Regions from separate parts of the Mus musculus genome. Here all the other regions are linked to region 5. A link is a loop called in an ENCODE intact Hi-C map of the cell type or tissue named here. Cell type or tissue: left cerebral cortex. All regions are shown on one strand.

Region 1 (4,000 bases), 190 kb before region 5:
TTTGTTGCCGGTCGGTGGTGGCTCACACCTTTGATCCCAGCACTTGGGAGGCAGGCAGATTTCTGAGTTCAAGGTCAGCCCGGTCTACAAAGTGAGTTCTAAGAAGCCAGGGCTACACAGAGAAACCCTGTCCCGAAAAACCAAAAAAAAAAAAAAAAAAAAAAAAAAAAAGACTGATTTGTGGCTAACACCAACTTTTCTATTGTCTTCTTAAGAATGACCCTCACATGGAACAGAAAATGGACTTCTGTTCAATAGGAAGGACGTCTCCCTTCCTGGAAAAGGATCCTCTACTGGGTGCACACACTGGAGGCTTAGCCACATTTAGCCAAGCTCCTTTTAAAAATATAAACTTTAGCTTCATCTCTGACAGCTCACGGGTGCATCCCTAGAGCAACTTTAGACCCCAAAGTGTCTGCAGCTCTGTAGCTTCTGTGGGATCATGGGAATTAGCCCAGCAGCAAAGCCACGAAGAGCCTGTATAAAGCACCCTTCCCTTCTCTTCCCTTCCCTTCATGGATTCTGTGCTCCTTTGTTCCCCAGAAGACACCCACTTGTCACCTCTGCTCAAATGGAGATGACTCAGCCGGTCCCCTACAGCTCCTAGGTAAAATCTGTCCCAATTATTAGGGCGATGCTGTTTCTCTGTGACAAGATGTCCTCTAGGGCCCTACCCCACCACAAGCTCCCACAAGTCGTGGCAGCTCCCACTGTTCTCCCAAGGCTTGGAGGGCCAGCAAGGACCCCAAAAGTCCCTGGCTGGAAGACTTTCTCTTTTTAGCACACACCCAAAGCCTGCCGTAGTGCTCCTGCCCTAGTGCTCCTGAGCTCCAAGGGGTCCCTTTGGGAGTGGGGGGGTGGGGGTGGGTAGCACTTCTTTTGCAAGGAGTGACCCGGGGGCACCCTAAGGCCTCTCTCAAGAACCCCTGTTCAACAGCTTCCAACTCTACTGACCATCCCTGAGCCCTGTAACTTTGACCCTAAGGTTTGCATCCCAATCCAACAACTAAGTAAGTCGGACCCTCTTATAATGGGCCAGGCCCTGGATGTGCTACATTCTATCCAGGTTAAGCCCAACTCCACAGCCCCACCGAAGGACATATCTTCCACCACAGCACTGATACTCAAGTTCGGTCACCTGCCTCCCTTCAGCGACCCCCCAGCCAAGATCAGACCCCCTTCACATGTGTCCCCATTCCCCAGCGCCGGCTTGCGCTCTCCTAGGTCAGAACCAGTTCCCACGTACGGGCCCTTCACCCTAGTCCCAGTTCGGTGCATGCAGATTCTGATCCCGAGTCCGAGCTCCGGGCGGGCACCACTCACCTCGTCAAGGCCGCGCACAGGTCTGACCCCGAGGCGCGGACGCTCAGGCAGTGCGAAGGGCAGCCCTGACCGCCTGAGGTCCCCGGACCATGGCGGCGATGGTGGCGGCGATGGTGGCGGCGCTGCGTGGACCCAGCAGGCGCTTCCGGCCGCGGACACGGGCTCTGACACGCGGGACAAGGGGCGCGGCGAGTGCAGCGGGAGGTAGGGTGGGGTCGTGGGCGGTGCACGCGGAGAGGGTGCCTGTGCGAGTGTCCACAGGGGGTCGCGGTGGCGGGGCTGTCCTGGAACGTGTCCGCGTGGGCGTGCCCACACAGGCCAGGGTTCTGATTAGGAGGGGACCTGCTTCTAGCAGGGCTGCTTTTTCCCCAGGTGTCTAAAACGTTGGCGGTGCCTTGCCTGAGGCCCTCCTGTGGTGGCAGCAAGCCCAGTCTTCTGGGATTTGTGTCCCCAATATTAATCGTAGCCCTGATGTCAGGGCTGTGATGGGATGATGTCAAGGGCTCTGATGGTCACAGGTACCCCATTGGCACACAACTTCCTAGGTGCAGCAACTCTTTTTATTGTTCTAGTTTTTTCTTTTTGTTTTTGTCCGTAATCCCACCCCCATGTAGCCAAGCTGGCCACAGACTGCTTAGGTAGTTGCCACCGACCGTGGCCTTCTGGGGTTACAGTCATGAACTACCTTGGTTTGTTGTTTTGGGCTTGATTTTGATTTTTTGAGTGATGGTCAGTTGGCAGTGCAGCTAGAGTTAGCCTTGAGGTGTTGGCCCTTCCTTCCTCAGCTTCCAAATGCACCTTCATGACCTGCCTAGTGTTTGGGGAGTGAGAAGACACTAGAAAGTTTGTGGAACCAAGCCCCAGTGCTTGTCAGGGCTCTTGAGAAGGGGAAGAAACAACTTGTTTGCACCAGGAAGCGTTATTGCTGAAATCAGGATAGTAATTAATTTCAAAGGGGGAAACTGGGTACCTCTCAACATGGGTCCACTACCCCCAATAGGCCAAGTTCCCCCAGAGTTTCCCAGTGGTATGATCAGTTTCATGAGTGGTCTCCATTATGTCTTTTCATGGTGACCACCCTTAATACTGCCCCCTGAATGTGAGTGACAGAACTCAATTCTGTCCACAGGGAGCGAGCATAGAGGGAGAGGAGCAAGGGCAGGCCAGGGTTCTTCACAGAGGCAGTGCTATGAAAGGTACAATGGCTGGCCCTTGGTCTACAGGGCCAAGGCAGGTAGACCGACTGCAAGTGGAAGTTGGCAGAGGCCTTGTGGCTCAGTGGCAGAAGCTAACCTGGGAGAGTACCAGGAAGCAGTCACTACATGTGAGGTGGGAACCTAGGGGACAGACCTCAGGGATTGACGGGTGCTCTTTCAGTAGCTTTGCTAACTCCCAGGTCTCTGGCTCTTCAGGGTCTCCTAGTGCTGTATATTAGGTGGAGGTAGTTTTAGTGATTTATGTGGAGGTTAAAAAAAAAAAAACAATCGGGGGGTTCGGAATAAAAAAAAAAAAAACCCAAGTCAGTCAAAGTACCTGTGCCATTGGTACCGTCACTCTGTGTCATTGGTACCGTCACCCTACATAATAACAGTAAAATGTCTGTAAAGGAGGGACAAGAGCGACTCCGCACTCACTGCTCTTCCAGAGGCTCCAAGTTCAGTTCCCAGCACCCACATGATGACTCCATTCCGAGGGGGACCCCGTGCCCTCATCTGCCCTCTGGCACTGCCCTCTGGCACAGCCCTCTGGCACTGCCCTCTGGCACTGTGTGCCCACAGTGCAGACATAAGTGCAAATGAACACTCAGGCACATAAAATAAATAAAAGCCAAAGAGTATGTTGAAATCTGTAGACAGGAGCTTCACTGAGCTCACAAGTCTAGGGCCCTTCAAGCTGCTAGGAAGCCCTTGTGGCTTTGGGATTTGTTTCCCACTGGGCAGAGTCCTCCACTACTGACTGGAGGACTCGTGTCTCACACCCCAAGGGTTCAGGACTTTGCTTTGGTGAGGATGTTGTGAGGTCTAGGGAAGATGCCACCCGCCATATGACTCCAGAGTTCACTTGTGAGTCCAGGTCAGCTCTGCCGTCTGTCCTTTTGAAGCAGGAATACCCATGTTTTCCAGCTGAGGGGTGGGAGAGGGTGTTGTATCATCCAAACTGGAGCTAGGATAAGAAGGCTGTTGGCCTCTCTGGCAGGCAGGTACACATTAGGAGACCATCTTCCTTTATCAGAGCAGCCAGGCCCTTTATTTAGACCTTGTCATGTCGATTAGATTCCTACTGCCCTGTTCCAGACGATAGAAAGAAACTGAAACAGGAGCACGGTGAGTCCTGAGGCAGAGTTGAAACAGAGACATGTTCTGGAGATGAGCTGTGGGCAGAAGGACAGGCCTAAGCACAGTGAGTGAAGGCTGGGATGTGAGGGCCCCAGTAGGCTTCTCGCATCCTTCTTCATACTGACCCTTGAAACTCTCACTGTGGCCGCCTTCTAAGTTTTTATCAGAGAGGAGGCTCCTGGGTGTGCACTGTGGGAAAGCAAGTGGCCTGCGATAAGCCAGCCCTGCCAGTCATTTGGTAGCAAACAGACAGAGGGTACAGTATAGGGCCTCAGAGCAGGATGACCCAATAGGAGCCCCACTCGGGCAACAGACAGGACAGGCATCAGCAATGGAAGGTA
Region 2 (4,000 bases), 270 kb before region 5:
TTTCCATTTAATGCCTTGGAAAGGGAAAACTGAATTATGACGAGAAGGGGCGGACCGCCTCGTCCTCGACCAACCTGATCCAGACCGCGTTCCAGGAGCCCGGCGCCCGACCTTGGGTCAGCCCCGCCAGGAGCGCAGCCCGCTAGCCCCAGCCACCCGCTGCACACTCACCGCCTCCGCCGCCGCCGACTTCCGGGTGCCGCACCCGCGGGCTTTAGCCTCCAGCCCAGAACCCGCCCGGCCCGCCTCCAGAGCGCTCGCTATTGGGCGCAGCAGCGAAGGGCGGAGCATCGAACCCAGAACCGCGGCCTTGTTGGCCGTATGTGCTGTCGCTTAGAGATATAGCGCTCCGCCCCCGCAGCTGCACCAAGACTGGAGATGCACCAAGGCTGGCGATGCACCAAGGCTGGAGCTGTGTGGGCATCTGGTCCTTTCATGCAGCCACAGCTCCTCAGCCTGTGGGTTATCTCTGTGAGACCCTGCACCCCGCCCGGTTCAGGCGCTGGACCCACCTCCACCCCCTTTAGACAAAGTCCTGGTCTTTATCTCTAGACCATATCATCTGTCCCAGATAGCCCTCCCCTCCCTTTGTCGCCTCCAAGTCTTACTAGACTGCCTGTATCCTTGGCCTCTGACTTCTCATCTATTGTATTCCCTGCACTAAAAAACAACACAGAACACGGACTTCTGCTCCACCGTGCCTTCCATAGTCCTTAAGAAGTCACAGAGGCTGTTCTGTGAGTCCAGACCCCCAAGGATGAGGAATTTACCATGCTTGAGCTATGTTTGGACAATGACTGGGACATTTAGAACAGGGCCAGGACAATCACTGGGGGCTTCCTGTACCTGTTAATATCAGGTTGTGTAAGGGGCTTGAGCATCCATCGCTAAGGTGGAGGGAGCATCAGAGGTCCTCCCCAAAGTGAGTACTCAGTACAAGGATCACAACCACATTAAAGACAATGATACTGTACTACAGACTCTCAACCCAGTTGACTTGATACCCAGTTCTCATTCACTCCACTTGAGAGATGTAAATATAATTGCTCAGAGCAGTTAAGCTATTCACTTGAAGTAAAATAAAGGGCTAGCAAGATAGCTGCCTGGGTATAGATGCTCGCTGTCAAACCTGGCCACCTGTGTTCCATCCTTGGGATCCACATGGTGGAAGGAGAGATCTGTGTCCTTTATGTTGTTCTCTGATCACCACATGTGCATTGTGGTATATACTCACAAAATAAAATGTAATTGATTTAAAAAAAAAATGCCGGGCTGGTGAGATGGCTCAGTTGGTAAGAGCACCCGACTGCTCTTCCAAAGGTCCGAAGTTCAAATCCCAGCAACTACATGGTGGCTCACAACCATCCGTAATGAGATCTGACTTCTGGAGTGTTTGAAGGCAGCTACAGTGTACTTACATATAATAAAAAAAAAATAAATAAATCTAAAAAAAAAAAAAAAAAAAAATGCCAAGTGGCATTAGCTGCCTGGACGATCTAGGTGCCATGGTCCCAAACTTCAATGCTGATGTTTTGCAGAAAACTGGAACTCAGAGAGGCGAAAGCAAGGCTGTAGCCAGACCCAGTCACAGCTCTGCCCTCTCTCACACAGCCTCACCAGCATTCCTCCTGAGAACTAAAGGAAATCATTTGCAAACATGACCAGACTCCGGAGACTATGACTCCTGGCCAGCAGGTGGCAGACCTAGCTAGGCACTTCCATTCTTCCTCCAGCTTAGCACAGTCACCCTGTGCTCCTGCCAGCTGTCTCCATCTGAGCTGCCAGATCACTTGGTCTACAGGACTAAGAGGTAGTCATGGACAAGCAGGACACGGGCTTGAGGCTAAAAGAGCATGGTCTGGGATATAGCAGATACACAGTAGCTTGTCCCCAAAGCACCAAGCCATGAATTCAGAGTGGGACAATGGCTGGATATGCTTTCTCATCAATCCTATCCATAAAGAGAGATGTAAGAACATGTTGAACAGTGGTTCGAATCCCATCACAGGCAGCAGGTGGCCCTTTGGGGGCGGGGGGGATTTGAACCTCTGCCCCAATTTTTTCCTTAATTATTTATTAACTTTACATCCTGATAGCAGCTCCCCTCCTTCCTCTCCTCCCAGTCCCAAATCCAACCCCCTATTACACCCTCCCCTCCTCCTCATAGAAGGGGGAGCCCCCCTTGGGTACCACCCCACCCTGGGACATCTAATCCCAGCACACCCTCTCCCTCTGAGGCCCAACTAGGCAGTCCAAATTAGGGGAAGGGGATCCAATTCCTGCCCCTATTTTTTTTTTTTTAATAGTTATGCACTCTGACATTCTCTCCCATTTGAGTCTGGCTCATTGTTCATTCCTCGAATGGGAGCTCACCACTTTTTGTAAACACCTTTTTAGGATTTAAGTGCCAACTAGTTAGGAAGTTCTTCCTGACAAACACTTCCTCTCTGTGGCTTTCCCCAGCACTATCCCTACAGAAATGGCCAGCAGCTGGATGGATAAGGAGGATGGGGGGGGGGGAGTGGGGGGGGGAGTGGGGGGGGGGGAGACAGACAGAGCAAGAAACACACACACAGTGAGAGAGAGAGAGACAGAGACAGAGAGAAAGACAGAGAGACAAACAGAGAGACAGAGAGGCAGAGAGAAGGGGGGAGATATTCATTATTGGCCCTGGTAAGGAGACTGTAAGATAGCAGCCCTGAAACCTATCTGAGCTGTCTCTATCCACCCTGATTTCCTCTATGCAGCTGATGATCAGGCTCTAAAGCAGCCAGGTCTCTAAAAGGGGACATTCCTACACTGGGAGGCTATGTCTCCCTTTTGCCCTCTTCTAGCAGAGAAAAACCTGTTCAGCCTCTGTCCCATCAGCAAGTATGGGGAAGTGGTATGATCCAGAGCTATGGGGTCTTCAAGAGAGGTGCTCCAGGATGAGTACGGGCCAGGGTAGAGCTGGATTGACTAAATCCACTTCTAACTGAGGAAAGAGAGTCCCCACCACACAGCAACTTAACCAGAAAGACAGCTGTAGTTAGTAGAGAGCTGTAGTTACAGCTTTACCTAGAGAGAGCTACCTTCTTGGAAGACTCTGCTTTCTTAGAGTTGCTCACTCTGCCTTGCCAGAGCTGCAACAATATCTCAATACCAGGATGCCAAATGGTGTTCATTTCAAGTAGCAATACCAACGGATTAGTAGCAACTGCCTTGACTCTGAAAAGCTCCTGGTATCAATTTGTATTGTAGGCGACCCAGAAGTGAGCTCCTGCTCCAGGCATTTACTTTCTTTGTCTTCACCAAGCAACCCTTATTGGGTGAGCACACTGGACTCAGCATAGGTGGGTGAAATATGACCATCTGGGTAGACCCCCTACACACACAAACGCACACACACACACACACCCTGGCCTCCATTAGCACTATCTGTAAGGGGCCTTGGGAAACACCGACAGCCCAGAAGAGTTGCTCATTTCCAGTGCACTCAGGATAAGAGGCTTCTGAGCAAGCACAGGCCAGATTCATTTCCACAGTCTGCACTTCCATCTCCTGTTTATGTTACAGCATCCCCCGTGGGTCCCCTCCACTGCCTTATGTCACTGCAGAGATGTGTTTGGTGTGCTTTACCTAGTAGGGAAATATGTGTTTATCTTTTCAGGCAGTGGATAAAGCTCCTTGATATTTCTCCAAGACTCAAAGCAGGGCAGAGGAAATCGGGACACCAGGGTGTAGTGGGGAAGAGATAAACACATAATTCCCCTTTCCCGGGAAGAGGACGCTTTTCATTGCCCCGGGGAAAGAGCAGTCTCATGCAGCTGTAGGGAGTGCCCAAAGGCTCTGTAAATACAGGCTTCATAGAAGAAAAAAAGCTCTAGTTTTTCTAGAGTCTGCTTTTGCCCTCAAAATCACTGCAACCATCCCCACTTTGTACCAGCCTAGCTGACCTTGTTCGTCCTTGCTGCAGGGGTTATGGGGACAGTGAGAGAGCCCCCAAGGCTGGAAGTCCAAC
Region 3 (4,000 bases), 170 kb before region 5:
GAGCTAGATCAGTCCTTAGCTACACACACCCCTTGTTAAGCAGTTCAAATGCCACAGCTAGCTTTCCTGCAGTTTGGGGTGAGTCACTCCCTTTCTGTAGTGTTTGTGGGGCTCTGAAGAGGCAGGGTTTGCAAAGGCCTTGTACACTGTGAAGTTTGTGGAGCTGGCCTCACTCCCTCTTTTGCCTGGCCCTCCTGTTGAGTGGACAATGTGAGACCCCTGCTCTGTGACTTAGACATAAGGGTAAAGCATCCCACTACAGCAGGGGTCACAGGAACGGCTGCCTCAGCCACCGCAGGCATTTGAGCGCTCTGGCAGCCGACGGTTCACTGATTGACATATGGTTCTCTGTTTATCCTCAGACTCTGCTTTCAGCTGAGCACATTGTCATTGCTACAGGAGGACGGCCAAGGTACCCCACACAAGTGAGTGGCTTGCTGTGTCCCTCATTCCTCTTGCTTCTCCAGGCCTCCCTGAATCTACACCACATGGCAGTGGCTCAGGGCCACTCCACACCGCAGGCTCCTGAGGCCTGTGTCCTCTCTCCTTCTTCCTCAGTGTTTAGTTCTGTGTTGTCCGGGCTGCTTCCGATCACCTGGGATTCATGTCTGTCCACTTCAGCCTCCAGAGTTAGCTTTGACTGAAATGTGTGGCGGGCATCACACCTGGCCTCTGTTCCTTCCACCAAGCCTCCATTGCCACGGCCTTTTCTAACTTCAGAACTCCAGGGCCTCCATCCAGGACTTCAGTCTTGCTCTTCATCCACCCTGGCCACCCAGCTCCTTAAAAGTTTGAATGAAATTCACTTAGCAGAAATTCCCTTTAGGAGGGAGGCACAGTGGTTTAATACATTCAGTGCGTCTTCCACTTCCCTCCATCTCTAGGTCCTTTGCAGAATTCCAGGCTGATTCTTTACGACAGCTCCCCTGGTTTCTGATTCTAGGTGCCTCATACCAATGCATATGACATATGTGCTTTGTGTTGGTTAATCTCACCAGCAGAATGTGCTCCCTATACCTGCATGTATCAGATTCTTCTTTTAAAAGACTGAGTAATATTCCATTTTATGCGTTAGTGCCTTTTGTTAATCCGCCTGCCCCTCGGTGAATGCCTTTGTTGCTTCCTCTTTGTGGCTCTCATGAATCACGATGTGCTGTGAGCACCCGTGTTTTTCTGGAGTTCGTTTTAACTTCTTCTGGGTATTTATGAAGAATGGAACTAGGTCACTAGTTCACTTGGCTTAACCTTTGAGAGACACTAGTTTGTTTTCCAAAGAGGCTACACCATATTTACTCCCTGTAGCTGAAGCTGGAGTCACTTTCTGATTTCTTCACATACCTCAGGTTTTTTGGTAAAAGCAGAATATTTCAAGTAACTCATGTTGGTGACTCCCCACTGGGATCTTCTCATTGCTATGGTGACTTCTCTGAGCTGGTTTTATGAGGCATTTCTTTTTTGTTATGTATGGTCACTTATTGTCGGCTAAGGTCTGCAGAGGTTTCCTTTGAAAACCAGGAACCATGAAATCTCTGCATGCCTGTGGGAGCCTTCCCTCCATACTGTATGCTGCATGACTGTCTTGGAGGATGAGGCTGCCACTCCTGCTTTCCCAGGAAGGGGTGCATGCTTGGGAAAGAGCCCAGGGCATAATGTGCACCTCCCATCCCCAAAGAGACACAACCTGAAGATATCCAACCATGAAACTTCCCCTCATGGATTGAGAGAACCCCAGAACCTGCAGAATGGGGTTGCTTTTTCAGAAACCCCAGGGGCATGCCAATGGTGATCTTATCACATGAGTCTTCTCTTCCTCCATAGGTCAAAGGAGCCCTGGAATATGGAATCACAAGTGACGACATCTTCTGGCTGAAGGAGTCCCCTGGGAAAACGTAAGGCCTGGGGTATGTTGTGCTGGTGGATATGCTTTCTTCTCCTACTGGAGCCAAAAGGTCGTTCTCTTAAAGAAGGAAAAACCTTTGTACCCCCATGTCCCATGACTATCTCGAAGGTGATAACATGAGTGTTACAGATAGAGTCAGCTGTTCATGATACAGGGCAGTGGCTGTCAGCAGTATCCCCTGTACCCTGGTATAGAAGATCATCTCCTCTCCTCTCTGCTTTTTGCATCGAGCATGCCCCAAGTTACGGCCAGGTGTGGCGGTGAGAACACATGTGCTAAATGTGCCGGCCTGCCCAGAGCTCCATCTATTCTTGGATACTGGATGCAGCCAACACCCTTATTGTGCAGACGTCCTGCTTGCAGGGACCAGAGTGGCCACGAGAGGGCGGCAGAGGCTTGCTTGATAGCTGTTCAATGCCTTGTGCACTTTCAAGCAAACACTAGTGGGAAACAGTAGCCCAGTGGTGGGCTGGCATATGCACTTGAGTGTGTGCATGTGCACATATGTATGCTTGTAAATATGTGTGTATGTGTAGGTGTAAATGGTGTGTATGTTGGAGAGTGGACACAGGTGTGGATTTAATGTGTATGTATTCACCGGATTTATTTCAGAGAGTGCAGATCTCCAATTTCTGTGTGTTGGAGCTGTAAGACACTGCCCCTGCATCCATGGCACTTGGGATTGAACCTATGGCCTCACTAATGTTAGGCAGGCACCTTGTCTTGGAATCTATATTCCCAGCTCCAAGCTCCTTTGTTGTGTTGTTGTTGTTGTTGTCTTGAGACAGGATCTCTGTGTAGTCCTAGCTGTCCTGGAGTTTGCTATGCAAACCATACTGACCTCAAATTCACAGAGCTCCTCCTGCCTCTGTCTCCACCTGCCATCTGTTCTAAGATGAAAGGTGTGAGCCTTTCATCATGCCTAGCTGTCAAGATCCTTAAAACAGGGCTGGAGAGACTGCTCTGCAAAAGAGCACCGGCTGCTCTTCCAAAGGTCCTGAGTCCAAGTCCCAGCAACCACATGGTGGCTCACAACCATCTGTAATGAGATTCGATGCCCTCTTCTGGTGTGTCTGAAGACAGCTACAAGTGTATTCATATGAATAAAATAAAATAAATAAAAAGACCCTTAAAAACAAACAAAACCAACCAAAAACATCCAAAAGAAAACCAAAAACTTATTATTGCATATAGCTCTATCCATGGTGTATGTGTGTGCGTGCATGTGCGCGTGCGTGTATGCCACAGTGCATTTTCAGACGTCAGAGGATAGGTGGAGTTTGATTGTCTCCTACCTTTGTATGGATTCTGTGGGCTGAGCTCAGGTCTCCAGGTTTGCACAGCTAATGCTTTTGCTCTTGCACTGGGCCAGCTCATCTGGCCCACACTGTTTGTTTATCTGTTTAGTGTGGGGCTGTGCATGTGGAGGCCAGAGGACCACTTACAGGAGTCAGTATTCTTCTTCCACGCTATGGGTTCAGAGGTCAAGACCGGGTTGTTGTGCTGGTTGTTGGCATCTTTACCTGCTGAGCCATGTCATTGGCCCAGCTCCTTTCTTTTGAGACAGGAGCTCATGTAGCTTAGACTGGCTTTGAACTCACAGTGAAGACAAAGATGACCTTGAACTTCTGACCCTTCTGTCTGTACCAACTGGCTTCTGGGATTGCAGGCACGCTCCATCATGCTTGGCTTCTTTTTCCTTAAAAACAACAACAACAAAACATTTTTTTTTTCAAGATTTATTTATTTATTATATGTAAGTACACTGTAGCTGTCTTCAGACACTCCAGAAGAGGGCGTCAGATCATGTTACAGATGGTTGTGAGCCACCATGTGGTTGCTGGGATTTGAACTTCGGACCTTCGGAAGAGCGGTCGGGTGCTCTTACCCACTGAGCCATTTCACCAGCCCCCAACAAAACATTTTTAATTGCTTTATTTATGTATACATAGCGCACATACACATACATTTATGGTATGACACACGTGTACAAGTTAGAGAACAACTTCAAAAATCAGTTCTGTCCTTCCACCAGGTGGGTTCTGGGATAGAACTTGGCCTGGGAGCATGTGCCTTTACTTGTGGGCCAGCTGCCTGGCC
Region 4 (4,000 bases), 340 kb before region 5:
GCACAGCATTGTTGGTAACACATCCCAGCAAAATAAGTTTGTAACAAAGACAAGACAGTGCAGATGTCTAGAGTGAGTGGCTGAAATATTGGTGGAGGACACAAAGTCCAGAACATAGACTTCTAATCTTGTAAAGAATAGCTTAGGATAAGCCTGAGGGGTTTTCCATTCATTTGCCAGGTTCTATCTCAAAAGATATCTGCTGAAAGTCTCAACAATTTGTTGAACTGAAAAGTCTTTTTAGACTGAATCCTTCTAAAATGTACAGCAGCAGCTAGAGATTAGCTCAGTGATTGAGCATCTTGTTCAATTCCTAACTCTGCATGAGTAACTTAGCAAAATAGGTATCAGGACATCTTGCAGACTGAGGCAGAATATGTAAACTAAGGGCAACTGAACAGAGGACAGCCAGTAACATGATATACAAAGACTTGGGCTGGAGAGATGGCTCGGTGGTTAAGAGCACTGACTGCTCTTCCAAAAGTCCTTTGTTCAATTCCCAGCAACCACATGGTGGCTCACAACCATCTGTAAAGGGATCTGATGCCCTCTTCTGGTGTGTCTGGAAACAGCTACAGTGTACTCATATAAATAAAAATAAATCTTAAAAAAAGAAAGACTTATTGTCCTCAGCAATGGCCACTAAAACAAAAAAATTAGCAGAGAAACTGATTCTTAGAAGTAGAAAATTGGGGAACGCCAGGGCCAAAAAGTGGGAGTGGGTGGGTAGGGGAGTGGGGGGGGGGGAGTGTATCGGGGACTTTTTGGATAGCATTGGAAATGTAAATGAGGAAAATACCTAATAAAAAAGATAATTCTTAAAAAAAAAAAAGAAAAAAAGAAAAAAAAGTAGAAAATCCAAACTGGGAAGTGATGGCGCTTTAATCCCAGCACTTGGGAAGCAGAGGCAGGCAGATTTCTGAGTTCAAGGCCAGCCTGGTCTACAGAGTGAGTTCCAGGACAGCCAGGGCTACACAGAGAAACCCTGTCTCAGAAAAAAAAAAAAAAAAATAGAAAACCCTCCCCCTAACCCCAAGCCCCAGTGAGACTGACAAAACTGGCATAGCTCTTGTTCTGTGCAGAGACCTGTTCTGGAAGACAACAATCACACAGGATAAAATCAAGAATGGCTCTGTATGTGCCAGGGTACAAGTACACCTAACACTAATCTCCCATACACTCCACTACTCAGAAGAACCCAATAACCCCAGTGCTGATCAAAACGGCTTAGTACAAAAATGCTGTCTATCTCTGCACAGAGGCAGAAGGCAAAGACATGGTATAGTGTGTCTAGAAGAAAACACCAGTTCTTGGGATGAACATTGTGTGCAATGACTATCTAATCCCCAATTTGAAGTCTGAAGGACTCAAGAGAAAAAAATCTATACAAATATCAAAACCCATCAAGATAATGACAGCATAGAACCTGTCTTTTCTCTCAGAATGCCTGGTTTTCTGTTTAAAAACAAACTTGAATTCCAGGTGTAGTGGTGCATGATTTAGTCTCAGCATTCAGAGACCTATCTCAAAAAAAACAAAAACAACAAAATAAAAAATAAAAATAACAAAACACTTGCATGTGTTCCATATGGCCCAGTTAGCTCTAAGCATACCCAAATATGCATTTGGCTGAATCAGGAACTGAAAACACTGGCTCTGCTGTTATTCAGTAGAAAGAGGCCCTCTAGTATAAAGACTCACTTTAGATACATTTTTTTTAAAGATTTATTTATTTTATATATGTGAGAACATTGGTGCTGTCTTCAGACACACCAGAAGAGGGCATCAGATCCCATTAGATGGTTGTGAGCCACCATGTGCTTGCTGGGATTTGAACTCAGGACCTCTGGTAGAACAGTTGGTGCTCTTAACCTCTGAGTCATCTCTGCAGCCCAAGACTCACTTTTTAAAAAAATAAAAATCTGATTGTTTTTTAGACAGCCCTAGCTGTCCTGGAACTTACTTTGTGATCAGGCTGGCCTCAAACTCAAGGAGATCTGTCTGTCTCTGCCTCCCAAATGGTGGGATTAAATGTGTGTTCCCACACACACTCAGCTAGAATCTTAATTATGTGTACATGCATGTAATGCCAGAGACATTAGATCCTCCCTGAGTTGGAGCTTAAGTTCTTTGTAAGCTGCCCCATGTGGGTTCTGGGAATTATGGGGATTTGAATGAAAATCTCCCCTCCCCACAGCCCCACCCTGTAGTCTCCGGATTTTGAATGCTTAGTCCCTAGGAGGTGGAGCATTTGGAAAAGGATTCTGAGGCATGCCCTTGTGGTTTGAGGCTTCAAAAGTCCCCACCATTCCAAATCTCTGCTTCAAGCTTGTGGATCTGATATAAACTGTAAGCGACTACTCCAATGTCTGAGGATGGTCGTGGACTCACCCTCTGAAACTACAAGCCCCAATTACAGGCTTTATTCTAAAGCTGCCTTGGGGTCATGGAACTTTATCACAGCAGGACAAACTTGAGCCTAGTAAAACAATCAAGTTTGTCCTGCTGTGACATGGTTCTACATGGTCTTTATTACTGAGCCATCTTTTTAACTCATCAAGTCTTTTTACTCTTAGTTTAAATCATTTATAATAAGCACATATTTTATTTTGTCCTTGACCAGTATACTCTAAAGCTTAATTATATCCCCAGCTCTTAGTTTTAAGACAGAACTGCTCTAAAGCCAAGGCTAGCCAGAAATTCACAATGGTACATTAGCAGCATCTCAGTACTAAGATTACAGTCATTTACTATAAACTACACTTATGTTGTTTTAAAAATCAAAGTACAGGACAGAAGAGATGACCCAAGTGTTAAAGGCACTTAAGGCTCTGAGTTTGGTTCTCAGCACCCGTATCAAGTGACTCACAACTTCCTTTACTTCCAAATCCGAAGAATCCAATGCCCTCTCTGACCTTTGAGGGCACCAGGACACAAGTAGTACACACATATGTATACATACATGTACACATACACACGTACAAATGTACACACATGAAGACACACACACCAAAATTAAATCTCTTTAAAAACAAAATAGATGGGGGCTGGGGAGATGGCTCAGCACTGACTGCTCTTCCAAAGGTCCTGAGTTCAAATCCCAGCAACCACATGGTGGCTCACAACCATCCATATTGAGATCTGATGCCCTTTTCTGGTGTGGCTAAAAACAGATACAGTGTACTTACATATAATAATAAATAAATTGTTGGGCCAGAGCGAGCAGAGGTCCAATTCCCAGCAACCACATGATGGCTCACAACCATCTGTACAGCTACAGTGTACTCATATACATAAAAATAAATCATAAAATAAAATAAAATGCATAAGCTGGGCGGTGGTGGCGCACGCCTTTAATCCCAGCACTCGAGAGACAGAGGCAGGCAGATTTCTGAGCTTGAGGCCAGCCTGGTCTACAGAGTGAGTTCCAGGACAGCCAGGGCTATACAGAGAAACCCTGTCTCAAAAAACCAAAACAAAAAATAAAATAGATAACACGAATAAAAGTCTTAACCTAGGCCCATAAAATCCTACAGGCATTACATAGCCCCTTGCTAATCAGAGATGAAGACCCAGCATGCAGCATCTCTAGGATACCAAATGTGATGTTTAACTCTGATTACCAACTCCTAGACATGCCTGAGATGAATATCTAAATTAAGTTAGCCTCTGGGGCATATTTGTGGAAGAGTATCTAGTTATGGTAAACTGAGGTGGGAAAACCCACCTTAATGGTAAGTGCCACCATCCCATGGGCTGAGGTCCTGGGCTGAACAAAAAGGAGAAAGGAAGCTGTAAGCTTCTGACTGCAGATGCTACTTTAGCAGCACCCACCAGCTCCTGCACCATGCCTTTCCCACCAGGATGAACTGATGAGCCAAAACAAGCCCCTCCTTTCTAAATGTGCTTTTATAAGGCTATCTCATCAAAGCAACAGGGAAAGTAGCTGATATACCAAGCAAACCACATTACCAGCTTTATTCTTCGCAAGTTTTTTGCT
Region 5 (4,000 bases):
GTCCTGAGGAGAGCTCTGTGTGGGTTGGGGAAATGGGCAGTGGAACTAGGAATATGCCCTGCAGGGAGGGCTCATAGCCTGGCCTTCGACTCTCATCAGGCTTCTCCTACTGCAACTGACTTCACCCCTGTCGTGTGCGTGTGCGTGTGCGTGTGCGTGCACGCGCGCTTGAGTGTCTCACACCTGGGGGCACCTTGGCTCATCTCTCAGCACTCTTTCTCCAGCCAGCCTTAGGCACTCTGGGTAGAGTAGGTTGACAGGAAGACAGAATGGAAGGAGGCACGGACAGCATTTTCTTGGACCCAGCAGAACCCTAGAGACAGCTTCACTGGGGAGTACCTGATGATCCTCACAGTTCTTGTGGGACCAGGGGCAGACCGGCCCCCAGGGGTTCTCCTAAGGAGAGCACATTAGGCCTTGTAACTTTTTCTTGTCTTTGAGAAAAGAAGTCAGAAAGCATGTGCAGCCATTATAGAGAGTACACGGTATGGAGGGCTCCAGGCCAGACAATACTGTCCAGAAAGGGTTGGGGGCTGGGAGGTCCCACAAGAGCTGTTTAAGAAGGGAGAGACACAGCCAAGGCCAGGCCTAGTCACTAGGATCAGTGACCCCCAAAGACCCTCACTCTACTGGGGACACTACTCCAAGTGCCCCCTGCTGATTTATGGCCCTCTCAGAGGAGCTGAAGTTTGCTGCAGGAGGCACTGCACACACCTCAAGTTGGGGTCAGTGTGGATGGTTCTCAGCTGGTTTCCAGATGGGCTTTATGGAAAGGGTACCAGGGGAACTCAGACACCCCAGCAAGGAACTGGCTGGTGTCAGAAAGCCTCTGGCTCTAGCCTGTCTCCTGTCTCTGTCACAGGCCTTGTCTCTGTGACACACAGCCCTCGCTGCCCTTCTTGCCCACCAGTTAGCCCTGGGTGGGTGGGAGTGGGAGCTGGTGATTTATCACTTGCCGCCTGTCTTCCATCGGAAACGCTGGGGGTTGGCGCAGACGCTGCAGTGAGCTATGGGCCACCCACCCCAATGTTGTTGCTCTGTCTGGGTAGCGGGTGCGGGCCTCCCCCTCCTAAGTGGCTAGTCTGCCCCCCCCCCGACTCCCCACCTTTCCCTGGGCGTCCTCTTTGTGATGGCCTCAAGCAGGTCAGCCCAGTTTCAAGGCTTCTCCAGGCTAGAGAAGACTCATGGAGAACCCCATTGCTTCCCTGGTCACCAGGGAAGCCTAGAGATGCTGGAGCCTCCTTTTCTGAGTCTTTGGGCTTTCCCCTCACAGAAATGGTGAGAGTCCAGCGCTGGTTGTCGTTAGCCCCACCCCCTCACAATGCACACAGCGGGGGTCAGTGAATGTTTACGGAGCAAACATGGGGTGGGGAGCGCACCTGGATTGGCCCACGTCTTTCCCGCCAGGCGGAAGAGGTCCTTATCTTTGCGGTTGACCGGTTGTCAGTGTGCCAAAAGGATAGGAAGAAGAGGGACTGCACTCATCTTCTTCGCGTCTGTCAGCGACCTCGCAGTGCCCTCCTCTCCATCCCCGGAGGGAATGACCTGCCAACCTCTCTCTGCAGTCTGGGCAGTCTGAATGGTCCCTGCTCTCTTTCTCTAGGGACTGCTGGGGCGTCCCTCGTTGCCTACTGCACGCCGAGCTCTGAGTCTTTTACGGATCGCTAGCGCCCTCTGGTGCCAGTCGGAGGTCATGGTGATTGAGGGGAAAGCAGGGCTAAACAACCGGCAGTTTAAAACAAGAGGGCCAAAGTCCCCATTTCCCGCAGCAGCACGTATCTATTTCACAATGAGATAGAAGCTCTCTGCGTGAGGTCACTACTCTGTCTATGCCAAGCCTGGTGATCTTGTGTAGCCTCACTGGAACTCCATCTATTCAACTCCTTGGCCATCTTTAGCTGGATGGCAGTACAGGCTGCACAGGTGGCTTGACCTCTCTAAATGTACCTCTGTGCCCTGTACTAGCCTAGCTGAGGCAGGAAATCTCTTAGTTTGAATGAGGTCTTGAATAAGGATGAAAGCCGCAGGAGCAAGGGCAGACCCGCTGTGGTGGGCATGGGTGTGATGGGTGTAGAGAGTAGGGCAGGTACACAAAAGCTAAGTCCTGGGGCTTCCCTTTAAAGCTGAAGTCTTGGGGCCCAGGGGATGGGTGGGCAGTGTGGTGTAGTCACCTCTGACTTCTGAGCTCTATCAGAAGGACTCAGAATCAACCAGCCCAGGCCATGTCTTTGTAGCTATATTAAATATGCCTCTGAGAGGGGCCCTGTGACTTACGCTCATCTGGAGGGAGGCCCAGACCACAGAGGGGATGAGTTGGTGGCTGGGGAGGAGACTCCAGGGCAGCTGTGTTGTCTCTGAAGTAGATGACAATGGTGGAGGCTGGGTTGAGGAGGAGGAGTGTGCATTCAGGAGCACTGAGCTGGGACCATCCACTTCCCCACATTTGTTGGAGGCTGAGACCCCAGGCTAAGCACGTGGAGGGTCAGCTTAGGGTCAGGAGTTAGAATTGGAGAAATTCCCAAACCACTAGCAGAGCCAGCCACTGAGGCCAGGCTGGAGTCTTGGCACTAGCCAGTCTGGCAAGAGGGGTCTCCTGGACAAACCAGCAAGCGAGAAGTCCACCCTTCTGTCTGAATACAGTGATGCCAGATGTGTTTCTTTGGTAGCAGAGCCGTTCCTCTTTAGGACAGGGACGGAAAGACAGTGGCCCCTGGTCCTTCAGGAATCCCAAACCCAGACCCTCAGCAAGACACTGGTCCTGGAGCCTTCAGGCCCTGTGAGCAGTGTGAACTGAGCCTGAGCTCTTTCCTACAGCTCCTGCTAGGCCCTGGCACTGTCCCCTAAAGGAGGAGCAGCGTGGGGACCCAGGGAGCCTGTCTCAGCTCTGCTCCATTATAGCCACAGAAAGGGGTGGGAGCTTGAAGAGTTTCTTGACACCTGCTTTGCTCCTCTGAAAAGCAGAGGGGATGCCCCTCCCCATACTGTGTTCAACTGACTTTAAGGTGTTATCTGTGTACCTCAACCAGGGCTTCTGGGGTGACAGGCCACCCCTGGGGAGGGTGAACAAAGAGGACCACTGTCCCTGTCCCTGATGCATTGATAAGGCCGGATGGACAAGTTCACAGTTCCCTGCAGCCCACAATGGGCCGGATGCCCTGCCCCTGCCCACAAAGGAGGGGGGTGGCTTATGCCTCAAGTCTGACTGGCAGCCTCTAGATAGCATCAGCCTACTGGAGGGTCATCTGTCTTGTCCCACAAAGGCCAAGACAAAGGCCGTGTCAGCTACAGCCTCCCGACCTGGTCAGTGGTGGTCAGAGGAGGCCTAGTGCTTTCCTGTGCCCAGACCCATGGTTCTTCATCAGGATCAGGATTGTCAGGAACAAAAGCATCCAGTATGTGTAGAGGCAATCAGGTGGGACTCACATCAAGCCTGGCACCCAGGCTGGTTCCAGTACTGGGGGATGTGCCATTCTGCTCCTTTGGGTTCCCAGGGAGGAAACTGTACCTAGTTTTCCAGCTCCAGAGTAGCTCGGAAGTGTTCTCTGTCCTGAGCTGTGAGGTAGGGGACTTGCTGGAGAACCTTGAACCAGACTAGAAATAGCATATATAATGACCTGGGCAGGTGTGGGGTAGTGTGGTGACTGTTCTGTTAGTCAGGGGGACTGTCAGGAGGGCTGAGACTGCTGGGGCTGTCAGTTGGTGAGATGGGATAGGAAGATCTGAGAACACTTGGAGGGGCCAGGGTTGTGGGAGGAGGCCTGATTCACTCCACAGCACATTTCAGAGACTCTGGTTAAACTCATACCTGCAGCCCCTTAGGTCATGTCTCTGTCACTTGGCCTTCCCTACCCTTCAGAGTTCATCGCCCATGGAGTCCCCACTGGGCCACAGGCTACAGTCACCTGGTTTTGAGTCATCCCAACTCCCATCTGTCTCTGGGCGCTCTAACAGCTGTCCACACAGCAGGGTCACCTCAACTCCTAAGTTGTCCTTGAGAGGT
Region 6 (4,000 bases), 330 kb before region 5:
CAGTACTCTGACAGAAAGGTTAAACAATTTGCTCAAGGTTACAAAGCTAGGAAGTGGTACAGCTGCTTTGCCACTCAAACAAGCAGGCCTAAGTCTGCACTACCTCAGTTTTATAACACCTTACAATTTAATGAATCACTCTGTGTCCAGAAAACCTAAGAGAGTAAGAGTAGGGATCAAATTAGAAGAGTTTAAAAGCTCACCAGATAGCTTGGACAGGGACTTTAGGTTACAGTTTCTGGGAAATGGTCTGGTGTTGTAAACAGGTGGCAAGGCTTCTTAGGAGATACATGCAGGCCTATGAGAGGCACCAAGGTGACTTTAGACAGGCATAAGGATTGTTCTGGCACGGACTGTGGTTATCTCTTGGAGTGAATCAACCTATTTGGTGTTAAAGTGGAATAGACAACTAGAAGCAGGAGATTGGAGATCAGAAGGGAGGACAGACAGTACTGGAGATGGGAGTCATGGAAGATGTCAAAGGAAACTGATGTGAAAAGTACATAGGATCACATGGGAGGGGAATGATGACAAGAGAAGGCCAAACTGGGCAAACCAGTCAAAATCATGTTTCTCACAAGGTAAAATTCAGACAGCCACTGTGAACTGCCTGCTCCACATGTTTGGCAACACAGCTCAAAGGGTAGCCCTCCTGCCTGTAAACCTCACTATTCTTCAGCTGACTGGACCTATGGATGCAGATTTTGATTTGCCAATTAGACTGTGAGCAAGTCAGACCCACTGCTGGCTCCCCTGGACCCTGGCACAGGGCTTACCCAAAACATGTGAACAACTCCTACTTGCTGAACGGATGGCCAGTGCTACAGCTGCAGCCTCCCGCTCAACCCAAAGGCAGTATGACCTCATCAATTCCTTTGTCACCCCGCAAATCCTATTCTAAACTGAAAGGCCACACTAGCTGGGCCAGCCTTTCACTATCTTCGGTTAGTGATGGATTACAGTGGGAACTGAGCCACTTCCAAGGCTGGGAGTCTAGTTTGAGCCAGCAGAGAGTGGGCACCCTAATAGTGATTGGCATACAAGAGTCAACAACCCAACACAGGACATCTCTGCATCTGGCAATAAGGTACATGCAAGCATGCAAGATGGCAAATCAAATTCCTACCATCAGCAACCCAAATCCACTGGATGATACTACTTGACATGTATCGCTGTCAACAGGTTGCCACTTGCCATTTATTTCTACAACGTTCATTGTTACTGTAAAACCACATTCTGATAAGCTACATGACACTTCATCCACGGGTAATTTGGTGGAGACTTGGGCGGTTTCTTGGCTTTTTCCAAACAAAACAGGCGGAGTTCGGGGCGTTGAGGTGTCCCTGCCCACACCTCTCCCGCCAGAAGGCGAGGCAATGGCTTCGGGCCCACCGCCCAGGGGGCTTCGTTACCAGGCAGACAGCACCCTACGTTCATGATGCCTGGGCTCCGGGCCCGGCCCCCACTGCACAAAGGCCGCGACTCCGCGTGGCCCAGCCCGCCTAGCGCGCCGCGCCCCGCCCCGAGCCCCGGCCTGTGGCCTCGCCCGGGAGGGGTGGGGGTGGAAGGAGGGAAGGAAAGGGCGCAGCCTCTCCAGGCCGCAGCGCCCGCCGCCCGCGGGGCGCCCATCGCGCCCCGCACCTACCTGTGGCGCCCGCGACCTGCCCGAGCCGCCCGCAGCCCGACCACAGCCGGTCGACCCTCACCGACCCCGGCGCCGCCACAACCCGCGAAGGCCCTTGCAAAGCGCTCGGCTCTTGAGACCCGCTGCCGCGCGGGCGAGCGGAAGGCGGGCCTTGGCGGAGGGCTACCAATCACGGCGCACGGCCTCCGCGCATTGGGGGAGCCGGGAGCGGGCTGAGGCGGCCGCCAATCGGCAGCGCGAGGCGCGCGCGGCCCAATTGCGAGGCGCTATGGAGACCGGGATGGGCGGGACCAGCCGCAAGCCTGGCACTTCTAACGGCTGTCGCTCCGGGTGGGGCTGAGTTGCGGCCGCGGGGCGCGCCGGGAGAGAGGCGCGTAGAGGCTGCCGGGAGCCGGGGAGCGCGGGAGTGCGAGGGACGCTGGGAGCTCATCTATGAGCTGGCCTCTGTTGAGCTCAATAGTCACTTTTGAGTTTGCGAATGACAATGGACCTCCGGCTCTGGGTCGTCCCAAGGACAATGTTGGAGGTACACCCATCCTAGAAAGTCAACGGATAAGATGCGCGATGCGGAGGATAGGAAAGGAGTTTTACTCGCAATATCATCACACCAGGAAGGACAAAGATCTGATGACTAAAAATGTTCGCTGTGCTTACAGCATCCTCCGTGTCAAAAAAGGAAGGAGAAGCAGAGCCGATTGGGGGTCCTTTTAGTTTGGGGTGGACCTTAGGTAGGCCTTGCAGACTTGTGTCAGTGCCAAAGACCATAAAGAAACTTAAGCAGTTCCAGACTCATCTGACACCCGTGGTAGCAGTATGAGACTTAGGAAAATTCTTTAGGACAGAAGTGACTCAGAAACAAAATGAAGTTAGCCAGGTCTGTTCCTGAGCCCTTCAAATCCCGAACCCACAAACCATTACTTCATTGCTATAAGCCCGGGACTAAGGTGGGGATAAGTTATATTTATACTATCCAGAACCTCAAATAGTTTAGCTTTCCTTTAGGTTCTGATTCAAGTCAATAAGTGTAATAAAAATTTTATAGAAAACTGTCTGCCGTTAGGCAAACACTTCAGTAATTGCTGCTGGACATGAAAAGTGGATGCTAAAAACACGACTAAAGGGTAACATGTTGAAGAACTCACGGTCTCAGCACACTTGTGTTAATGCTAAAAGCACTGAGTTATATCCCTAAGGTTGGGGAGATTGTATCTATTTTTTTTTTTAAGATATATTTTATTTATATTAGTACACCATTGCTCTCTTCAGACACAACTGAAGAGGGCATCAGATCCCATTACAGATAGTTGTGAGCCACCATGTGGTTGCTGGGAATTGAACTCAGAACCTCTGGAAGAGTAGTAGGTGCTCTTAACCACTGAGCCATCTCTCCAGCCCCAATTGTATCTATTTTAACAAAATAGAAAAGTTTCTCCCCAAAATTCTTAGAAATTGCAAATGGCCGGTCAGTGGTGGCCCACACCTTTAATCCCAGCACTTGGGAGGCAGAAGCAGGCGGATTTCTGAGTTTGAAGCCAGCTTGGTCCTACAGAGTGAGTTCCAGGACAGCCAGGGCTACCAGAGAAACCCTGTCTTTAAAAAAAAAAAAAAAAGAAAGAAAGAAAGAAAAGAAAAAAGAAAGGCCTGGCCTGGAGAAATGGCTCAACACTGACTGCTCTTCCAGAGGTCCTGAGTTCAATTCCCAGTAACCACATGGTGGCTCACAACCATCTGTAGTGGGATCTGATGCCCTCTTCTGGTGTGTCTGAAAACAGCTACAGTGTACTCATAAATAAAATAAATAAATCTTTAAAAAAGAAAAGGCCACCAGCTGTAGGAGGCACAGAGGTCTATGTGCTTACAGATAAGCATTAAGGGATCCTGGAATATGGTGGTGTTCCTTCAAGGGAAGGAGTGCCAAAGAGAGGAGAGGTCAAAGAGTCCATGGCAGAAATGGCAGGTTTTTGTAGGAATCAGAAGCTAAGGGAATCCAGGGAAGACATGAGGTGAAGAGATTTAGGTTAGGGGTGGGGTGAAAAGAGCTGAGAGAAGCTACAGGTACTGAGTGAGCCTGGGGGCCTAGAGGTGCTTTGGTATGCTAGGAACCACAGCCATTTGTCCTGACAACCATCAGAGTCCTGAGTATCTTCAAACCTTTAGGAAAAGCTGAATGCACACTGGGAAGAACTAACATGGGAATGAATGTTGAAGTCAGCACCAAACTTTTGGAGATACAGATTCCCAGCAAGCACAGATAGGCTTTAGATTTCAAGAATGGGAAATAGATCCAAGGAAGGAGGGAAAATATGGGAAAAAAGCTACTATTTGATACTCCAGTCAGTCTTACTATTTTTTGCC
Region 7 (4,000 bases), 120 kb before region 5:
CTGAAGTTCTCAAACACTGCCATGAGCAAGAGTAATAATAATAATAATGTTGCTGGGCGGTGGTGGCACGTGCCTTTAATCCTAACACTACCATGTCTAATTCTGCTGAAAAAACACTAAAGATGACTTCAAAAGAAAAAAATATTCTATGCTCATAGATTGGAAAACTTAGTATTTTTGTGCTGTGTTTCATTCATACTAGACATGTGGTCCATTGCTGATCTATAATCCTAGCCCAATATTTTATTTATTGGGGGAGGGGGTAGTGAGACAGGGTCTGTCCTGTAACTTGCAATGTAGACCAGGATGTTATTGAACTCAGAGATCCACCTGCTTTTAACTTCTGAGTGCTGGGACTAAAGGTGTGTACCACCACACCTGGAATCCCAGCACAATATTTTAAAATATCAATACACCCTAAGTGATCTAAAGACTTAAGCGATTTGTATTAACACTTCAATGGTGTTTTGGTAAAAATAGAAAAACCTATTCTAAACCGGCCTTGGTGGTATATGTCTGTAACCCTGGCAACTGAGAGGGAAGAATCTGAGACAGCAGGATTTCAAATAAATAATGTGTGTGTGATATGTACATAGGTTGATATACAGACAACCCACATATAGTCTTCAGTGCTTGTGGATTCTGCATCAACATGTTCAACCAGCTGTGGTAGAGACTGTTTGGCAAGGGGCAACATACCTCAGCTGCCAATGTAGGCTACAGAATGAGGCTGTCTGTCTCAGTAAGAAAGAAGGGGGCTATGAAAGAAAGAATCGGGGGAGGGAGGGAGGGAGGGAGGGAGGGAGAGAGAGAGAGAGAGAGAGAGAGAGAGAGAGAAAGAAAGAAAGAAAGAAAGAAAGAAAGAAAGAAAGAAAGAAAGAAAGAAAGAAAGAAAGAAAGAAAGAAAGAAAGAGGGGCTGGTGAGATGGCTCAGTGGGTAAGAGCACCCAACTGCTCTTCCGAAGGTCCGGAGTTCAAATCCCAGCAACCACATGGTGGTTCACAACTATCTGTAACAAGATCTGACGCCCTCTTCTGGAGTGTCTGAAGACAGCTACAGTGTACTTATTACATATAATAAATAAATAAATCTTTTAAAAAAAAGAAAGAAAGGAAGGAAGGAAGGAAGAAAGAAAGAGCAAATTTGAAGGTCTTATACTTCTTGATTTCAAACTTAACTATAAAGCTACAGTACTCAAAACAGTGTGGTACTAGCATTAAATCAGACATATAGGCTGGGTGTGGTGGCACACACCGTTAATCCCAGCACTTGGGAGGCAGAGGCAGGTGGATTTCTGAGTTCAAGGCCAGCCTGGTCTACAAAGTGAGTTCCAGGACAGCCAGGGCTACACAGAGAAACCCTATCTTGAAAAAAAAAATCAGATATATAGACCAATGGAAAACAACAGAAAGCTCTGTATAAAAAGAAACACACGTTTGTGATTGCTAGTATGTGTGTAATGTGTGTGAGCTTGTGCACACAATATCAAATGACTTTTTAAGAATGTTTTTTATCTTATGAGTATGACTATTTTGCCTGCATATATGTACAATACATGCATGCAGTGTCTTCAAAGGCCAGAAGGTGTTGAATACCCTGGAACTAGAGTTGCAGACAGTTGTGAGCTGTCATGTGGGTGCTGAGAACTGAACCTGGGTCCTGTGTGAAAGCAACAAGTGCTCTTAACCAATGAGCCACCTCTCTAAGCCCACCAATGACTTTTGACAAAGGTGACAAGACAGAGAAGGGACAATATCTTTAATGAATAGTTCTGGGAAACTGAGTATCTGCATGGCAAACCCAGAGCATAGCTACTTGTTGGCAGGTTGTGGAGGTATTGGAAGACTTGTGCACCACTGATGGCAACAGATAATGATGTGGCCATCTTCTTCTAGAAGTCCTGAGTTCAATTCCCAGCAAATGCATTGTGGCTCACACCATCTATAATGGGGTCTTATGCCCTCTTCTGGCATGTAGATGTATATGCAGATAGAACGCTCACATACAGTAAATAAATAAATCTTTTTTTTTAAAGATCTATTTATTTTATGTATATGAGTACACCATTGCTCCCTTCAGGCACACCAGAAGAGCGCATCAGATCCCATTACAGATGGTTGTGAGCCACGATGTGATTGAACTCAGGATCTCTGGAAGAGCAGTCGGTGCTCTTAACCGTTGAGCCATCTCTCCAGCCCTCTCCCACCCCCACCCCCCGCTTTTTTTTTTTTTTAAATAAATTAAAACCAGTGACTCAAACATCTTTTACAGTGTGTCCTGGCTAGTTTTATGCCAACTTGACATAAACTAAATTCACCTGAGAGGAGGGAACCTCAGTTAAAAAATGCCTCCATAAGATCAGGCTGCAGTCAGGTCTGTAGGGCATTTTTCTATTCAGTGATCAATGAGGGAGGGTCCAGCTCATTATAGATGGTGCCATACTTTGGCTGATAGTTCTGGGTTCTATAAGAAAGCACGCTGAGCAAGCTGCAAGGAGCAGCCAGTAAGCAGCACTCCTCCCTCCAGGTTCCTGCCCAGTTTGAGTTCTAGTCCTGACTTCCTCCAATGATAGACTAAGATCTGAAAGTGTAGGACAAATAAACCCCCCACCCCAACTTACCTTTTGGTCATGGTGTTTCATCAAAGCAATAGAAACCCTAAGGTACAGTGATCAGTGATCCTACAGCACTGTTATCCCACAGTGGCCACCAGCACAAACAGTTCAGTGTCATAAGGGATGATGGGCAGTGCAGACACTCACGAGAGGGATCAATTAGCTTTTGTTTGTTTATTTTTGGGTGGTGTATTGGGGTTCTCTAGAGTCACAGAACTTATGGATAGTCTCTATATAGTAAAGGAATTTATTGATGACTTACAGTCTGCAGTCCAATTCCCAACAATGGTCAGTAGCAGCTGTGAATGGAAGTCCAAGGATCTAGCAGTTGCTCAGTCATGCACGGCAAGCAGGCAAAGGACAGGGAGAGGGAGAGGGAGAGGAGGGGGAGGNAGAGGGGAAGGGGGGGAGGGAGGGGGAGGGGGAGAGAGGGAGAGAGAGAGGGGGAGAGAGAGAGAGAGAGAGAGAGAGAAAGAGAGAGTTCCTTCTTCCATTGTCCTTATATGGTCTCCAACAGAAGGTGTAGCCCAGATTAAAGTTGTGTGCCACCTTTAATTCCAGATGACCTTGAACTCAGAGATCTCCGGGTCTTAATCTTCTGGAATTCATAGCCACTATGCCTCAAGATCTCCATATCAAGATCCAGATCAGAAACTTCTATCTCCCAGCCTCCAGATTAGGGTCACTGGTGAGCCTTCCAATTCTGAATTGTAGTTCATTCCAGATATAGTCAAGTTGACAACCAGGAATAGCCACTACAGGTGGTTTTGATACAGATGCCTGAGTATATAGACCAAGCTGGTCTGGAATTCATAGAAATCCACTTGCTTCTGCCTCCTGAGTTCTGGATTAAAGACTGGCTTAAAACAATGTTTATGCCGGGCGTGGTGGCGCACGCCTTTAATCCCAGCACTCGGGAGGCAGAGGCAGGCTCATTTCTGAGTTCGAGGCCAGCCTGGTCTACAAAGTGAGGTCCAGGACAGCCAGGGCTATACAGAGAAACCCTGTCTCGAAAAACAAAACAAAACAAAAAAAAAAACCAATGTTTATTTTTATATGGATGAGTGCTTCTGCATGCATGTAATATGTGAGCTCTGTATGTGCTTAGTGACCGGAAACTAGAAAAAAATCATACATTGGAAGTGGAGTTATGGATATTTGTGAGCCACAGTGTAGGTGCTGGCAAACAGACTGAGGTTCTACGCAGGAGCCGTCAGTGCCTTCTCTCCAGTCTCTCAGTCAGCACTTAAAAAGAAGGCAATTCAGGTACATACTACAGCATGGATGAACCCTGAAAATATATGAAATTAAATACATTCACAAATGGACATTTCATGAGCACCAATTACATGGGGTACACAGTCAAATTCAGACTGCAAATGGTG

What was found. A loop is a pair of places that touch in the nucleus more often than their neighbours do. Peaks named below come from ENCODE experiments on the same cell type or tissue, not always from the same donor. Only the 100,000 strongest peaks of a DNase experiment are listed, where the experiment ranks them.
Region 1: a loop joins it to region 5, with 3 times the contacts of the local background. A loop is called at or near these places in 2 of 42 quality-filtered maps.
Region 2: it touches region 5 in a loop (6-fold over the local background); 22 of 42 quality-filtered maps call a loop at or near these places.
Region 3: it touches region 5 in a loop (7-fold over the local background); 40 of 42 quality-filtered maps call a loop at or near these places.
Region 4: a loop joins it to region 5, with 3.0 times the contacts of the local background. A loop is called at or near these places in 3 of 42 quality-filtered maps.
Region 6: it touches region 5 in a loop (2.6-fold over the local background); 3 of 42 quality-filtered maps call a loop at or near these places.
Region 7: a loop joins it to region 5, with 2.5 times the contacts of the local background. A loop is called at or near these places in 4 of 42 quality-filtered maps.

The regions. Positions count from the first base shown.
Region 1 is chr16:18,425,033-18,429,032 of GRCm38, forward strand. It overlaps Comt (catechol-O-methyltransferase), which reads right to left and starts at 1,684. Exons shown (of 6, transcript NM_001111062.1): 1 at 1,324-1,684. It overlaps Txnrd2 (thioredoxin reductase 2), which reads left to right and starts at 1,385. Exons shown (of 18, transcript NM_013711.3): 1 at 1,385-1,527. The coding sequence starts at 1,413. In left cerebral cortex, a CTCF peak has its summit at 1,586; DNase peaks (open chromatin) are centred at 537, 1,117 and 1,562; H3K4me3 peaks cover 2,170 bases; H3K27ac peaks cover 2,182 bases.
Region 2 is chr16:18,343,724-18,347,723 of GRCm38, forward strand. It overlaps Tango2 (transport and golgi organization 2), which reads right to left and starts at 187. Exons shown (of 9, transcript NM_001359109.1): 1 at 75-187. In left cerebral cortex, a CTCF peak has its summit at 1,693 (motif pointing right); DNase peaks (open chromatin) are centred at 309, 1,704 and 3,661; H3K4me3 peaks cover 2,082 bases; H3K27ac peaks cover 2,551 bases.
Region 3 is chr16:18,441,386-18,445,385 of GRCm38, forward strand. It overlaps Txnrd2 (thioredoxin reductase 2), which reads left to right. Exons shown (of 18, transcript NM_013711.3): 7 at 363-425; 8 at 1,819-1,889. Among named protein-coding and RNA genes, the nearest start is that of Comt, 17 kb to the left of the region's middle. In left cerebral cortex, CTCF peaks have their summits at 2,282 (motif pointing right) and 3,659 (motif pointing right); a DNase peak (open chromatin) is centred at 2,277.
Region 4 is chr16:18,273,194-18,277,193 of GRCm38, forward strand. Dgcr8 (DGCR8, microprocessor complex subunit) reads right to left here. Exons shown (of 14, transcript NM_033324.2): 8 at 3,973-4,000. Among named protein-coding and RNA genes, the nearest start is that of Mir1306, 9.1 kb to the right of the region's middle. In left cerebral cortex, CTCF peaks have their summits at 573 (motif pointing left) and 1,782 (motif pointing right); no DNase peak of the experiment used is centred here.
Region 5 is chr16:18,616,183-18,620,182 of GRCm38, forward strand. No RefSeq gene overlaps it. Among named protein-coding and RNA genes, the nearest start is that of Gp1bb, 4.2 kb to the right of the region's middle. In left cerebral cortex, a CTCF peak has its summit at 1,678 (motif pointing left); DNase peaks (open chromatin) are centred at 987, 1,666 and 2,342; H3K4me3 peaks cover 693 bases; H3K27ac peaks cover 361 bases.
Region 6 is chr16:18,287,458-18,291,457 of GRCm38, forward strand. Dgcr8 (DGCR8, microprocessor complex subunit) reads right to left here and starts at 1,711. Exons shown (of 14, transcript NM_033324.2): 1 at 1,646-1,711. In left cerebral cortex, no CTCF peak of the experiment used is centred here; DNase peaks (open chromatin) are centred at 1,539 and 1,922; H3K4me3 peaks cover 2,043 bases; H3K27ac peaks cover 665 bases.
Region 7 is chr16:18,493,420-18,497,419 of GRCm38, forward strand. It overlaps a transcript of Gnb1l not described here. Among named protein-coding and RNA genes, the nearest start is that of Gnb1l, 3.3 kb to the right of the region's middle. In left cerebral cortex, a CTCF peak has its summit at 1,969 (motif pointing left); no DNase peak of the experiment used is centred here.